2 separate regions of the Mus musculus genome follow, and region 2 is linked to region 1. The links are chromatin loops, found by intact Hi-C in ENCODE. Cell type or tissue: heart. All regions are shown on one strand.

What was found. A loop is a pair of places that touch in the nucleus more often than their neighbours do. Peaks named below come from ENCODE experiments on the same cell type or tissue, not always from the same donor. Only the 100,000 strongest peaks of a DNase experiment are listed, where the experiment ranks them.
Region 2: it touches region 1 in a loop (3-fold over the local background); 1 of 42 quality-filtered maps calls a loop at or near these places.

What each region holds. Positions count from the first base shown.
Region 1 is chr7:118,992,851-118,997,850 of GRCm38, reverse strand. It overlaps Gprc5b (G protein-coupled receptor, family C, group 5, member B), which reads left to right and starts at 2,640. Exons shown (of 4, transcript NM_022420.2): 1 at 2,640-2,811. In heart, CTCF peaks have their summits at 2,460 and 2,659; DNase peaks (open chromatin) are centred at 1,540, 2,610 and 3,600; H3K4me3 peaks cover 2,811 bases; H3K27ac peaks cover 1,676 bases; H3K27me3 peaks cover 1,428 bases.
Region 2 is chr7:118,814,873-118,819,872 of GRCm38, reverse strand. The region is part of intron 26 of Vps35l (VPS35 endosomal protein sorting factor like); the gene reads right to left. Among named protein-coding and RNA genes, the nearest start is that of Gm26147, 15 kb to the left of the region's middle. In heart, no CTCF peak of the experiment used is centred here; no DNase peak of the experiment used is centred here.

The DNA.
Region 1 (5,000 bases):
GAAGCAGATGGAACAGGCTGGAAGCAGGGTGAGGCTATAAACTTCCAGATCTGCCCCCTAGTGACATTGTCCCCCATCAGGCTCCATAACCTCCTCCAACCACCACCACCTCCAAAGGAGCATGCCCATGAGTCTATTGAGGATGTTCTCATTCATCACAAAAGGCGATGAAAAGATCTCTCGGGCAGCTGCCCCACCCCCACCTTCTAGACACTTTTCCGTGGAGTGTTTCCAGACATATCACTTGCAAGGGAGTGAGATATAACCAACCAGATTTGAGTCCTGCCTCTGCCCCAACCACCCCCTTAGACTTCTAGAAACACACACACACACACACACACACACCTGCTTTCCAAGCCTTTGTTTGTCACACTCGGGATACAGACAATTCCATAAATGCCATGAATAAAGTCAGGGATGGATAGCCGTGAGCAGCACACCCATCTGGGAGATAATCCCCTTGTTTGCAGAGGAAAGAGCATGCTCAAAGGCCCGGCACAAGATAGCCATTCTTACATGGGAATTTAATTATCCTTTTGTTCAACAAATACTTGGAGAGACATGCCCTCCTCATGGGCAGGAGATGGGATGAACATGGGACAAGGACAAATGTGACCCATGGATCCCCCAAACCCTGAGACAAGTCTAACTGGCCTCTATGTAACTAAGGATGACTTTAAATTTCAGACCCTCCTGCTTCTGTCTCCTGGGAGCTGAGATTAGAGCTGTACGCTGTCACACATGGTTTATGAAGAGTTGGGGATCAAACCCATTGCTTTCTTGCACGACTAGGCAAGGACTCTGCTATCAAGATATAGCTCCCAACCCCCAAGGCATGTTTTTGAACATAAGATGCACTGTGCATTTATAACCGCTAGCAACAACATTTAGTTGCACAATGGTAGTAGTCTATGGGAAAGTGCTCAAGGGTTGAATAGAACCAATTGGATGGTACTGAGTTCCAGTCTGGTGGGAGACACCAATGGACAACGTCCCACAGACTGTGTGTCACTGGAAAGCCCCCAGCCCTTATCATTTTTGAGGTGACAAGTTGAACCAGGGAAAATACTTGGTTTGGGAGTTTATTTGTTTGGTCAGCCTGACCTAGGTTGAGCGTGTGAGCACATGAGTTAGTGACTCGCTAGAGAGATGTCACCCTTGGGAGATCCCAGTGTCCCCAGAGCAGTTCTTTCCAAGCCTGCACACCCAGCCATCTCTCTAGGGACTTGAAACTTCTCTGTGATGCTCTGACTCTGTAAATGGCAGTAGTTAGACCTCTGGGACATGGAGCCAGGTGTTTCTCACCCAACACTGAACGGAACTTTCAAAGGCCAGATGCCTGTGCGGAGAACTTTACAATGTATTCCAGGTGTACACCAGTGGTCACATATTAAAACAGTCTGGGTTACACAGTTGAGGTCCTGAAGACCAGGAAGGCAAACGTTTAAAAGCTGTCGGTGTCAATTCCACAAACTACCACCAGGGGACAGTGCACATCCACGTTCCAGTTCTTCGGTCTGACCAGTACTAGCTTGGGAAGACCTTGTCCTGCAAAACATTTAACAAACGCCTACTGTGTACCAAGCCCTGTTTCTGGCGCCGGGACAATGTCGCTAACATGGGGAAGGGCTGTGTCATAGGAGCACGTCCCTTACATGTGTCCTTAAAATATACATATGTGTGTGTGTGTGTGTGTGTGTGTGTGTGTGTGTGTGTGTGTGTGTGTATTCACAGAGACGCATAGCCAAGCTCTATGTGGCCTGACCCTGGAGAAAACTAACTTGAAGAAAGAGAGAAAAGGACTTTCAGGGACTAAGAAAAGGTAAGGAACAACCCGAGACTGACAGCTCGCTGCAGGGGATGCCGAAGCGCAGTCTCCCTAAGCCTAGCCTAGATGATGCTGACCTCAGACAGCCAGGTGAGCGATGTCCCAGACTCCTCCAGCATGTATGTCCGATGCCTGCCCTGTGGTCACTGGAGGTATCTGTGCCCTGAGCGTCAGTGCAGCGCACAGCCAGAATCTGGTCTCTCTAGGTATGTGTGCCCAAGAGAGTGGCGGGTGTGTGCCTATGTGAATGATGTGTAAGAGATGGTGGTGATCTTGTACACGGACCATCGTGAGGAGGTCACCTCGGTGATGGTCACGTTTGGGATAGCCAAAGATATCGGTGCTGGGTTCAGTGTGCTTAAAGAGGAAAGGACGGGCTGGAGCAGGGTGGAAGAGGGCAGGGAATGTGCTCATCGGGGACCTTCCTAAGTGCATCACAGCGAGGCTTTGGTGACTTTAGAACGCATGCAGTAGAACCTTGTCCAAGACCTGCTGCCGGTGTGTGAGGGGAGTGCCCCTCTAGGATCCTCGTAGGAATATTGCGTCCTATGTGGCTGAGGATGTTTCTACAGATCAATCTGAGCAACTGTGCGTCTGGACTCTTAATAGGGAGGAGGAGATGTCCTCGAATTTGGGGCACCAGGAGTTTTGGGTGAGAAAGCCGTCTTAGCGCTCCGAGCAAGCCAGGAAGGCGCCTGGGGATGCGAGCAAGCTGTGGCTCTGGTCCTGGTGGTGAGCAGAGCTGCAGACCCGGCAGGGGCGGGGCTTGCTGGGGCGGGGCCTAACGGAGAGGCGGGGCCGCGGCTGCTGCAGCGCGGGCCGGGCCAGGGGGCGCCTCGCGCGGCCGCAGCTCGGAAGGGCGATGCAGTGAGGCGGGCTCGGCTGGCGGGCGTGCGCGGAGCGGGGGCCGCGGGCGCGCTGCAGAGATGTGACTTGGGCCCAGGGCCAGCAGGAGCGTCGGCGCTGCGGGGACGCGAGGGTCGGTGAGTACCAGCCAGCGCGGGCACGGGGAGGGCGCCGTAGGGACCCCAGAAACTTTTCCCGCCGTGATTTTGGAAAGATCCGGAGCGGATCCTGGCTCGTGCTTTTTCTGTTCTCCCTTCTCCCCCTCCTCCTCCTCCTTGGGGTACATCTGCAGAAGCCGTGGGGTTCGAGTGAGGGGTGCCACAGTGCGGCGGGAGAGGAGCCGCATTGGACCGACCGAGGGCAGTGGTTTGGGGACCTTTATCTGGTGGGGGAATCCACGAACTAAGGCTCTGACTATGGTCCGGGGTGAGGACAGACTACAAGCGTCTGGGAATAAAGGGGAATCTGGCCCTGTGCTAGTGACCCCTGTGAGGGACGTCGCCTGCAGGTTCCAGGGGGCCTGGCGGTTGGTGGGGTGCGAGGACAGCCAGGGTGCTGGTCCTGAACTAAGCACTACATGGCCTGAGGCAGGGGCCGGCCTTTGGAGACCTGAAATCTCACCTGCCGCAGGGTCTGGGGAACCCAGCTTGCAGCCCGCAGTGGCCACGCACTCTTGGAAAAAGGCGCGAGAGGGTGGGCACCACAGGGAGGGAATCTGAAGCTGGGGGACAAATAGTGGGCTGGCAATCTAGGGGCGGCTGCTTATGGTGAAGCGGAAGAATTTCTATCCCAGGCGAGGGCACTTGGGCCTCTGAGGAAAGCAGCCAGGCTAGGGGTAAGGACTACCCAGTGCAACGTCCCCTCTTCCTAGGGGACTGGGGCTCGAAGCCCCAAAGGACCCCACACATTTCATGGACCTGGTGGGAGAGATGAGCACAGATGAGGATCCAGCACCCCTCCTTGGCCGGCGGTAGCTGATTAAACAGTTTTGGATCGGCCCACCGACCTTGCTCCAGAGGACGCCCCCAGATCAGAGTGTTCATCCCCCTGTTCTAGCTCGGCCTAGCCAGTTACCCCCTTCTTCTTCTGTTCGCCAAGGGGGCGGCTCTTTGGAAGAGGGACAAAGGCCCCGGGAGTGTGGCGGGCACCATCGTCCCTGCCTGGGGCCCCCAAGCACACGCGCCGCATCGGCCGCCGGACTGCGCCGGGGTGGGGGCACCTGAGCAGCGTCCAGAAAGCTCCGGGGGTCCCCACAAAGACAAGAGGATGCAGAAGAGGCTAAGCACACCCCGTAGACAAAGCACTTGAGAACGTTATTTCCTAAGTTTCTTTGGTGGGCACTCAGAGCTTTGGGAATAACCGCACTTGGAGTTAAACTGCATGCAAATTACATGTAAATAGAATGCAAATTGGCATCTGTTGGTTGGAAACCCTCCTCTGGGCTAGTTTTCTATCTGGGCTGTGAACACTGTTTCCCTGATCCTCTCGCTTCTAAGTCTAAAAAGGGTCAGCTGGGTCGCAAGAGGGGAAGATGGGATGGGAAGGAGTTAAAGTTTGGGGCCCAGGCAGCCAAGAAGAGGGCTTTCTTTATAAAGATAGACTCTAATGTTTACTGGGTTGTTGGTTGGTTGGTTTTTAACACATGTGGTGAACACATATCCGAGTGCTAAAGGAAATATCTTGTGTAAAATGAAAAGGTCCAGACTGGAGGGGGGGCCATGGAAGTGCGCAGAGAAGTAGAGGAAGAAACTCTCTAAGTGAGCAAATACCTACTACACCTGCTGGGACAGGGCTGCCTGGAAAATAAAGTGACCAGGACTTGTGGGGAATGGCATTTAAGAGTGGACCCAGCAAGAGGGGTCCTCCACTGAGAGAGCGACTTGAGGGGGGTGGGGGGGGGGAGGGCATCCAGGCTGGAGAAGGTTGGAGATGGGAATAGACTTGGTGAAAGGGACACAAAGGTCATTGTAGCCAGAGTGTGTGGGCGGATTTAGAGCTAGAGAGGAGGCAGGAGGCTCTGGACAGATCTGGTCTTTGGAGTCACGGAAAGATATTTAGAATTTATTCCGTCGGGACCCCTGAACTCTTGGAAGGTTCTGGAGCTCACCAGGGTGTGATTGTAAAAGCTTCGTTGACCTCTACAAGGAGACAGAGACAGCAGCTCCCTTCTCTCTGCTTGCAGGGATGCTGTGGCGCAGGGAATCTGGGCTATGGAGTCAGTCTTGGGCACTGCTTTAAGCCTCAGAGTGCCAGGCGAGCTAGTTGAAGGAGTGGCTTGGATTTTTAAAGATCCGCCTCCCGCTTCTAGACATTTCTTATCTACCCC
Region 2 (5,000 bases), 180 kb after region 1:
TACTGTGACAGTCTCCAAAAAAACCAAACCAAACAAAACCCAAACAACAACAGCCACCCAGGCCTGGGGAAATGAAACCTTAGATAAAGTGCTGGTTTATGAGGTCTAAAGACCTGAGGTCATCTCTCTAGCCCCGGTGCAAAGCCCAGCAGGATAGCCCAGCCAGTGCTTCTATGGTAGTTGGCAAAAGACCCTGCTTCAAAACAAGAATGTCAGCTGGGCATGGTGGCGCACACCTTTAATCCCAGCACTCGGGAGGCAGAGGCAGGCGGATTTCTGAGTTCGAGGCCAGCCTGGTCTACAGAGTGAGTTCCAGGACAGCCAGGGCTATACAGAGAAACCCTGTCTTGAAAAAAAAAAATGTCCTTTGACCTCATATGCACACCACACACCATGATATGTATGCATTTGCACCGCACATACACCATATAAACACACATATGGAGGGTTTTTCACAAGTGTATCAAACAGGCAGTCTATGATGACAGGCATTTAGTACCACATGCGTTTCGGATTTGGAAGGAAAGTATGTGTTGTTATGAGGGGACTGCTCTTAATAGCAGTGCTTTCGAGCCTCCATGAAAGACGAAGCCACGTAGCAGATGTCATGTGCAAACCACAAGCTTCCTTCTCACCTATAAAACGAAGACAACCTATGCAACCTAGTAATGCAGAGAGAACAACATGAGCTGTTTGCTGGGAGTCTGGCACTCTCTACAGTAAGGACTCGGCCTATCTTCTAAATTCCATCTTCCCACCCCTTCGAAGGGACTATCCTGCTTCTGGCCTCCAGGCCTTTTCTGTGTCAGGCGTTCAGTCTCTAGGATGGCCTCCAGGACACGGTGAGCACCCGGCCCTCTCAGGTTCCCAGTGCATCTGTTTTGTGAAGCTTTTTGGCTCTTCTCAGACAACTCATTCCCTTCTGCTCCAAGAGTCCTCGGGTACACAGTGAAAGACATTTTTTTACAAACTGCCCTATGAACTAACAGTCAACAGACTGGCTCTCCCTCACTACAGCAGGGGCTCTATGCGCATCTTCATTTCTGGTGCAATGTTTTGCATATGAAAAATGAGCAAGAAAGGCCAGCAAGAGGATGGAGGCCATGGCTGGAGTGGAGACTCACTTGTGCCTCTCTGAGGTTCCATCAGTAACTTTATTCCCTAGTCCCCACACTCCCTGTGGCTTCATAACATTGCCCACCTGGGAACTGCTCCAGCTCTGACCAGAGTCCTCAGGGTTGGGGACACAGTCACATCCACTGCAATCAAGGCTTTCCTCACAAGAGTTACAACTGCGGCACTCCACACCGATGCTGAAAGCCCAGCGAGTGACAGACAAGAAGCAGTTTTCTCCTTCAAAAGTGGCTTCTCACCTTCTAGAGAGGGGAATGCAGAAACCCACCTACTGTGTGTCCAGCTGCCGCCTGTCCCTGAGCAAAGAAGCCACCAGCTCCCAGCAGTAGCCCTGCCGTGGGGTCTGCTCTACGCTTCTTCAGGTTCCTCCTGCTGACCTGCACAGCAGCTCCAACCAATATGCCCTCAGGCTGAAGCATATGCTAGGCCCCACTGCGCTTTATTTCACTATAAATGAAAAACTAAGTCCCTTACAGAAGGCTTGGGTGGGGCTGTCTGCCTCACAGAGGCCACTGGTCACGATTTATGCTCTCGCTCTGAGAGGTCTGCTACCATTGGTCTTTACTGTCCTTTCTCAATGGGGCTTATTCTGCCGCCCAGGCTAGCCTGAACCAGGATTCCCTCAGGCCTCAGCTTGTGAAGTCCTGGGGTCACAGGTTCGGGCTATCGTGCCTGGCTCTTCTACCACTGTCTTGCAATCTGGGGCTAGAGATGCAGTTAGGTTGGTAGAGTGATCCAGGCATACCCAAATCCCGGAGCTCAATCCTTAGCACCTCATGGATTGGGTGTGGCAGCCTATGCCTACAGTCTCAGCACTGGGCAGGCAGGAGGGTCAGACGTTCAAGGTCATCCTCAGCTACCAAGTGAGTAAGAGGCCAGCCCGCGATTCTATAAAAAAGAACCATCCACTCCTGTTTCCATGCAGTTCCCACTCATCTGTGAAGCACCTTCAGGACACGGGTGAGGTGGACACTGTGCCAGAAGCCCTGCTACCACAGCACACTGAGAGTAAGGCCTTGTGGCTTGGCGATCTGCAGGCAGGGCAGCAAGGACCTACTTGCTAGTTAGTAACAAAGGTTGGGAAGCAATAAGAGAGGGTGAGGATCAGAGACAGGCTGAGGACTGAGCTGGCCTTGCTTTGTCGTCTTCAGAGATCAGAGGGCGGGAACTGAAGACGGCTTACCAGAGACATAGCATATGAACTAAGCTCTGGCACTGACATTCTTTAAAAGTACACTGAAAAAAGTGAAAGTTATAAGAAGGGAATGAGGGCTGGAGAGATGGCTCATCGGTCAAGAGCGCTGACTGCTCTTCTGAAGGTCGTGAGTTCAAAGCCCAGCAACCACATAGTGGCTCACAACCATCTGTAATGAGATCTGATGCCCTCTTCTGGGGTATTTGAAGACAGCTACAGTGTACTTACATATAATAACTAAATAAATCTTAAAAAAAAAAAAAAAGAAGGGAATGAGAGCAGGTGGGGTGAGAGAAAGCAGAATACACCGTGTTCATGCATCAGATTGTCAAACAACAAATTTAACTAACAGAAACCCCCTTCTGTGGAGCAGGCCTCAAATCTACCCACAGCAGCCATAGCTGCACCCATAGCCAGTCAGTACTGCAGCATGCGCAGTGCAGTGGAAAGTAAGACCATTGAGGTCTTTTCTCCTACAGCAGCCTACATAGATCCTTCTAGCACTATGGAAGCTAGTCAGCAGAGAGGAAGGCTCCAGGTCAGTTTGAGATCAGTTTCTCTGTATCCACAGCCAGTGAGGTGTCTCCAGCAACAGCCTTACCATGAAGTTACATGGGCAGCGGGAGCACTGGTGAGCCTGTGTGGCTTTAGAGACCTCTGGGGCCTCCCTGAACAGTCTCTCCTAGGGAGTGTCCCATGCCTTGCACTGTGAGGTCCGTTAAGTGACACAAATTTGGGAGCAGTGCTGCTATCCACTCCCACAAGAAAATTTTATTGAAATTTTTTTAACATTGTATTTTGAACTTAGTTTACGGACTAGTGGGTTTTGGTTAGGCCACCCACTCTCTCTCTTCCATTACATCAAAACCACATTGCAAGGCCTCAGTGAATATGGATATGAGAGTCTCTCTGTAGTAGGTAGGCTCTATATCCCAAGAGCTAAACTGCTGGGTCATTTGGCAGGTCTAGCTCCTTGAGAACCCTCCAGACTGATTTCCCAGGAACTGCACTAGTTGACAGGCTTGCCAACACTGGGTAAGTGCACTGCCATGTCCACGCTTCTAGCAACTGTGGTCAAAGTCCATGGCTGGGAGGTCACAGGCCCCAAGGTATAGCCTACTACTGTTATTTCCTAAGCCATCACACTGTACTGTGAGCACTGCCTCGGACACTCTGAATTCATGTACAACTGCCCTGTTGTGTCTGGGAAACACTTCCCTGGATCCTCCGTCCCCTCTGACTTACACTATTTCTTACACCCTGTCCCTCTCTTCCACAAGGATCTCTGAGCCTCGGGAGGAGGGAATGCAATACAGAAGGTCAACAGCACTCGGTGGATGGCCACAATCCATGAGTATATGGGCAGCACAAACTAAACTTGATAGGTTTAATAAAACAACGAGAAACGAGAGGGCATAAAGTTAGCTGGCACAAGGGTGGATCTGTGAGGTGTTGGCTGAGGGTTATTGCTATCATCAAAATACACTGTAATAAAGTCTCCCATAAATATCAAGATTCATAAAGAAGGAAAAAACAGAGGATAGTAGGCTGAACATATAAAAAATTAAAAAAAAAAAAAAAGACTGTATGGGGAGGATTACTGAGAAATGCTGTCTTCCAGATAGAACATGACAGGTTTGCCATGCTCCAGTGGGTGTCCTCAAAGCTATCCACACACGGGCAGCACTAACTGGACCCAGGCTATTACAAACAAAGACATGAAGTTGGAAGAGGAACATGCCGTGGGGGGCATGGAGGGGCTGAAGGGGAAGGAAATAGAGGGCTGATATGATTGTTTCATTGTATACTTATATGAACTCCTCAAGAATAAAGGACAATTTAAAAGTAAAAATAAAACTACAAGAAGGGCAGAGAGCTCTGAGAAGAGGAGAGACACTGTCACTAGCGATGACAACAAGCTGGCTCTGCTCACAGCCCTGGGCCTCACTGGCTTTCTCGATCTGTCGCACTGAGTTGCGCATTCTCTGATCTCAAGCCCAATTCAGCCATCTTGAAATGAACACCTGCTTTCCCGCAGAGCCAAGGTTTTGCCTGTGAGAAATCAACCCAAAAGGTTGGGTGTGAAGGCATATGCTTATAATTCCAGCACATTACTGGCTGAGGCAGGAGGATAATGAGTTTGAAGCCAGCCAGGGCAAGAGTACATCGCAAGATCATTGAGATAGAGTGGCCTGACACAGAGACGGAGCCAGTCAAGGGAGGAACAGGGGAGACAAAGTGGGGAGGAGGAGAAAAGAGACAAACACCTAGAGAGGGTTGGGCCATCAAAACTCCCAAAGCCTTGTGCTGTCAGTGCTTCAGCTACACTCAGTGCCACGTTACCCCGTGGTTGTAGAGACTGCTAAGATTCCAACTCTGCAGCTACCCTGTGCCAGCAGCCCAGAGCTCCCAGCTCTCGGGATACGACTTCCTTTCCTCTCTGCTTCAATGGAACCCTGCCATCAGCTCTGCTTTGGACATGGATACACACAAAAAGGCCAACCTGTCCAAGGTCATCTATTTCCCAAAGTGGCAGAACCAGAGGCACACTCACAGTATCCTGCAGACTTGAAAGCCACCATCCGTCAGGGTCTCAGCACACTCTGCTGGTGGCCAAACACACCTGTAATCAACCCTACTTCTCCACACCTTTGCTCTGACTATTCACTCC